2 separate regions of the Homo sapiens genome follow, and region 2 is linked to region 1. Evidence: chromatin contacts called from ENCODE Hi-C or POLR2A ChIA-PET data. All regions are on one chromosome and are shown on one strand. The core of a region is the stretch at or near the end of the contact, and the rest is flanking DNA. Distances in the headings are between cores, read along the strand shown. Region 1 overlaps PRKAG2 (protein kinase AMP-activated non-catalytic subunit gamma 2). Region 2 overlaps PRKAG2 (protein kinase AMP-activated non-catalytic subunit gamma 2).

What was found. A loop is a pair of places that touch in the nucleus more often than their neighbours do. ChIA-PET counts read pairs that join two places held with the same protein, here RNA polymerase II (POLR2A). Pooled maps may share reads with other maps.
Region 2: a loop to region 1 is called in a map of breast epithelium, with 2.8 times the contacts of the local background. The contact joins two enhancer-like sites. A Hi-C loop is called at or near these places in 1 of 168 maps with a recorded cell type or tissue (breast epithelium) and 4 of 50 pooled maps. POLR2A ChIA-PET finds 5 or more read pairs at or near these places in 1 of 52 experiments (H1).

Annotation. Positions count from the first base shown.
Region 1 is chr7:151,568,050-151,570,749 of GRCh38, forward strand. It overlaps PRKAG2 (protein kinase AMP-activated non-catalytic subunit gamma 2), which reads right to left. Exons shown (of 16, transcript NM_016203.4): 10 at 2,122-2,176; 11 at 667-793. Among named protein-coding and RNA genes, the nearest start is that of RHEB, 50 kb to the left of the region's middle. Within about 2 kb of position 1,407, at least 2 of the 41 ENCODE cell types and tissues checked have a DNase peak (open chromatin) inside an H3K27ac peak, as active enhancers do.
Region 2 is chr7:151,726,535-151,729,234 of GRCh38, forward strand. All of the region lies in intron 3 of PRKAG2 (protein kinase AMP-activated non-catalytic subunit gamma 2), which reads right to left. Among named protein-coding and RNA genes, the nearest start is that of PRKAG2-AS2, 78 kb to the right of the region's middle. RefSeq lists enhancers at 91-954, 1,426-1,485. Within about 2 kb of position 1,282, at least 13 of the 41 ENCODE cell types and tissues checked have a DNase peak (open chromatin) inside an H3K27ac peak, as active enhancers do.

The sequences.
Region 1 (2,700 bases), core at 157-2,656:
ATGCATGTAATTAAAAGACAAACATAAAAAGCCTCTTATAAACTCTCTGTTCTTCCTGAGTCTCTTTTAATGTTTCCAACCAAACAGGCTCAAAGTTCTGGATGACTACGGAGCCAGGTCATTTCAAGTAGCTGAGAAAACCTACAGGTTAATACAGGCCTTATTTGGACCAACATGGTATTCTCTTGCCAAAATTTTATTTGCTTCGGGTTTTTCTATCACTGCTGCAGTTTATAAGATAATCTTGAGGAAAGCATTTTTTGGAACATGTTTCTAAAACCATGACACCAGTAAAAGCAACATAAAGCAATTTTTGCTCTAGATATTAGTTCAGTTTATCTTGTACAACAGTCCTCAATTAGACTTGCAGATTGCCTTATTTCCCCTCATATGCTGGTGACAAATGTTTTAATTTAAAGAGAGAATGCCGAGTTTTGTTGTTAAAATTGTTTTGATACTTGCACTAAAAGGTGATTCTTTTAAATTGGAATCAACTTTAAGAATGTACAATTCAGAGAGTAGTAAGTTGAGAAACTGAAGTTTAGAAAGGGAGACCTCAAAACTAACAATTTCTTCTACTGAGGGTAACAGGAGCCAATTTACTTGAAGTACATTATTTAATAAGTAAATGCAATTATGTCTTTAGAAACGCTAAAAACTACTTACAAAAAGCTGGAGGAACTTGAGGATTCTTTTGTGGGTAAGTATATAAAGTGCATTCCCACTGATAGGGTCAATAACGGGCAATCTGTGGATTTTATTTTTGATCAAGGAGTATACAGCATCGAAGAGGCTGTGGGAGAAGTCATTAAAGTTGTTAGGAGGCTTTCGAGAAAAATCAGAACACTTTGGACTACCCCTGCCTTAAAGCACTTCCAGTGTTTTTATTATTGCAATAATAACAGTGTTTTGGAAGAGTTTTAAATTAGAGATCTCAGCAAATTTTTCATTTTTCACAATCTATGTTAACATATCTCAAATACAAGTGCAAGCTACAAATCTCTAGAAGAGGAGATTTTTTTTGGTTTGTTTTTTTGAGACAGGGTCTTGCTCTGTTGCCTGCCGTCATGGCTCACTGCAGCCTTGACCTCCCGGGCTCAGGTGATCCTCCCACCTCAGCCTATTTGAGTAGCTGGGACTACAGGCATGCGCCACCTTTCTTTTTTGTAGACATGGGGTTTTGCCACGTTGCCCAGGCTGCTCTCGAACTCCTGAGCTTAAGCGATCCACCCACCATGGCCTCCCATAGTGCTGGGATTACGGGCATGAGCCCTTGCGCCCAGCCAGGAAGAGGAGTTTTTTTAAAGAGTGTATTTAGTGATTTTATTTGAAAGACGATGAAACCTAAATCCTTAGAAAAGCAAACAGATACATCGTATTGGCAAGAGAGCAAAGGCTGTAGCAGCAAGCTCTCTGCATTGGTGAGTGGGCAAACTGGCTCTACCCCGGGCCGGCCCGGCTAGGAGATATTGCAGGGCCAACATTTCTGTTCTACTTGGTCCCTCTCCTGGGACTGCCAGTAAGAAGGTTGTTATACCTTTTTGTTAGGACTTGGAAATAAAATGAAAATAAATATTTTAATCTTTCTCTGTACTGGATTTGAGTTTGAAAGATGCTTTTACACCAATATGGAAATGTATCACAGCCAAACCAGAAGGCTTGGATAAAAAAGGACGGGCCAGACGACTACACAGAAGGCAGCCCATGCTCTCACCACATCTGAACCGACATCTAACACACACTGATGTTTAAACGCTAGTGTGGAGCAGAATTGCCAAGGGAGTTGTTTAAATGTGTATTCCTGGGCCCTATCCTGATTTAGCAGGTCAGGGGTAAAAGCCCAGGAATCTGCAATTTCAACACGCCCCCCAGATTGGCCGAGATCTTCGTGATGGTTTAGTATGACCCTATTACTAGACCATTATCCATCCTTAGCACCAGCAACGGCTGTGATTTTTGTAGTGTTCCTAGATTTACTGAATGCGTACAGTGTAGCTGGAATTAAGGAGGCAGGCCCTGTTTGGAATGAAGAACATGTTTATTTGTGTCTTTCTTTCTATCATGGTGATAAAACACATACATCTGAATGAATGTTTTCAAAGAAAAAAAAAACAAGTTTACCTTGCATCTGGAGATATATTCACTAAAGGCTTAAATGTTTCTTGTAAATAAAGCTCTGTATTTATAGAAAGAAAATATGCAGTTAGTAACACATTTGCTGTTTGCAGTTATAACACAAATTCAAATACCCTTCAGTTTACGGTTAATAGTTAGAAGGATTAAAAACTCAAATAAAAAGAAATTTAATTTGCCTAAAACTCCTGTGTTAATCATAGTTATGGCTATTTTAAACAACTTCCAAACTGTTTTCAGGATGTTGCATTTGAAGAAAAATTAAATATTAAAAAACAATGTGACAGTAAGTGTTTATAAAATCAGGAAAAACAAAGAAATCTGATAAAAGAGCAATACCAGCAGAGGTCACTAGAATGCTACCAGGTTCACCTTACTCTCAAGAAATGAAGCAATTATGAAATTTAAAAAATCAATTTCCATAAGTTATAAGATAAAATCAGTTATGACAAACTTTGTTCTTTAAATATTTTTAAGTATTATTTTACCAAATTGATGCTCAAAACCTACTGCATTGTGGGCATCTTTCCAGCACATAAAAACTGTTTTTTTCTGAAGATATCAACT
Region 2 (2,700 bases), core at 32-2,531, 160 kb after region 1:
GCCCCGACTGGAAACCACGGTGTCCATTAACAACTGGACGGACGCAGGAGTCGTTGTCTGGGCAGACAGCGGAGGGTTCTGCAGCAATGAAATGGAGTTGATGAACTTCAACGCCGCACGCAGGCACGGCTGCATCTCACAAAGTGCAAGTGAAAGAAGCCAGACCAAAAAAAAATCGTGTAAATTCAAAACCAGACGATGCCAATCTTGAGGGGAAGTAGCTGGGAGAGAGTATGGGGAGCTTCTGGGGTGCTGGCTACACAAGGGTGTTCAGTTTGTGCAAATTCGTCATCTATGATCTGTGCTCTTCTCCATATGCTTACACTTTAGCAAACTTTGCCTTAAACATTTTTAGAAGTTAGCACAGCATTGTTAGTCAAGTATCAAAAAGGTGATACTGGCTGGGCGCGGTGGCTCACACCTGTAATCCCAGCGCTTTGGGAGGCCAAGGCGGGCGGATCACCTGAGGTCAGGAATTCAAGACCAGTCTGACCAACATAGTGAAACCCCGCCTCTACTAAAAATACAAAATTAGCTGGGCATGGTGGTATGCGCCTGTAATCCCACCTACTCAGGAAGCTGAGGTAGGAGAATCTCTTGAACCCAGCAGGCGGAGGTTACAGTGAGCCAAGATTGCGTCATTGCACTCCAGCCTGGGCAACGAGAGCAAAACTCAGTCTCAAAAAAAAAAACAAAAAACAAAACAAAACCGATACTCAATGGTATTTGGTGTTGGTGGGCTTTGAGGCAGACCTGCCTGTGGGGGACTGGGACCTCCAGGAGGAGGCAGGGCCCTACGCCCCTCCAGGCTGTAATGAGTGCAGGGGCAGAGGCATCCAGCCATCGAGGTGGGGAGGACCCCAGGTGAGCCACCAGCAGCCACGGGAGCCCCGTGGGGAGGAAGGCAGGCTGGGGCAGCAGGAGACCAGAGCTGGGGTGCCCCTGGGCAGGGACTCTGGAAGGGCTAGGAAACTGAGGCTGATCACCCTGCAGGCTGGCGCACGGGTGCCTGCCTGGAGACGCAGGGGTTTGCTCCTTTTTTCTGTGCTGCCAACTGGACATCCCTCCTCAGGGTCACTGGCCACAGCTGCTCAGAGGTCACTCCAGACTGCAGCCACTCCCTTTCCATCAGCCTTAGCTGTTCTGTGATCAAAACAGGGCTGGCCAGGCCCAGGAGCGAGAAGGAGGGAGGGAGGGAGGGAGGAGGGGCCTTCAGGCCCTGTATCCCCTGGGAGGCGCAGGGCAGCCGGGTCAGCGTTCAGGTGCTGTTCATTGATGAACTCACTAGCATTAGCTGATGTGTCATCTCTTCCAGCCAAAAGTGGGGCCCAGCCAAGCATCTTAGTGATGTGAGTCATCAAAACTTCCTCCTGGGTCTGCTTTGAGCCCCACCTTCCTCCTCCTGCAGTCATGCTCTTAGCCTCAGGGCCCTGGGGCGGACGCCCGGACACTCCCCCAGCAGCCTGCTTTCCAGAGGCCACTGCGCTGCTCAGCTCCGGGGGCCCGTCCTCCGTGGATCCCTCCAGGCCCAGCAGAGTGTTTGACCACGGGCCTGACCGGGAGGGGAGACGCCACCTCCTGGGGACTTGCACCCCAACCAGCACCACTGTCATGAGACACCCGGAGGCCAGCAGTCCCCAGGGCCCCAAGAACACACAGCAGCACCAGAGACTGCCTTGGCCCTCAGGGAACGTTCATGTTGATTTACGCTGAGAGCACCTGGACTTTGCCTATTTTTTTCTTCTCAATCGCTAAAAGACAAATTATTACCGCAGGGCAGAATTCATCTTGCTCTCTGAATGTACCAAGTGCTCACTCTCATCTGGAAATTGGAACCCCGGGTGACCATCCTTGGGTGCCAAGGCTCCCTGGACCCACGCACAAGCCCTGAGTGAGGTCCTGTCTCACAGGATGGGGGTGACAGAGCAGCAGGGGCTGGCCAGCACCCAGCCAGGCTGCGGCCCCAACCCCAGGTCACCAAGCTGTGGTGGCTTCTCTGTCACCGTCCAGAGTCACTATTTTAAAAATACACCCCCTTTTGAATCTCCTTTCTCCCTGCTTCATTATTTACCCCTTCAGGCTCTGAAATCTTTCCCTTTCGTCTTCGGACACTTTCAGACGCTGCAGTCCTGGAATTGTTTGTCCAGTGTTCAGCTTCTCTGCTGGGAACCCGGGCTCTCCAGAGGGCGGCTGCTCCCAGAGCCACGCCACTGTCACGACAGCTCACCTCTCACAGCCCTGATGAGCGCCCCTGGGAGAGCACGCACCTCGCTGACACCCCACCAGCGCCCAGCCCCGTCCACAGGCGATGCTCACCTGTTCCTGGGGATTTAGTCTTCCTGACTTAGAGCAGCAGCTCTGGGTGACTGGGATGGGGTCAGAAAAGGGAAAGGGGCACTTGACCGTGACATCCAAGGACACGCACCAGAGCTGCTTTGCTACCCTGCCACCCTGTGAGGTGACAGCCGCCTGGCCTGCTGAGTGACTCCGGGAGTCCTCGGGGAGCAGCACCTCTGGGAGAGCTGGGCCACTTGTCCAGGGTTCCACCAGGCAGCGCTTGGTGACAGTGACGTAGGGAGAACAGGCAGATGGGTTATGAGCTTTTCCAGGCATGGATGAGAGTGGGGCGGACAGGGGGTGGCGGGCGGGCCTCACCAAATCCACGGCTGGGAGTGGAGAGTTCTCAAATTGTGTGAACAC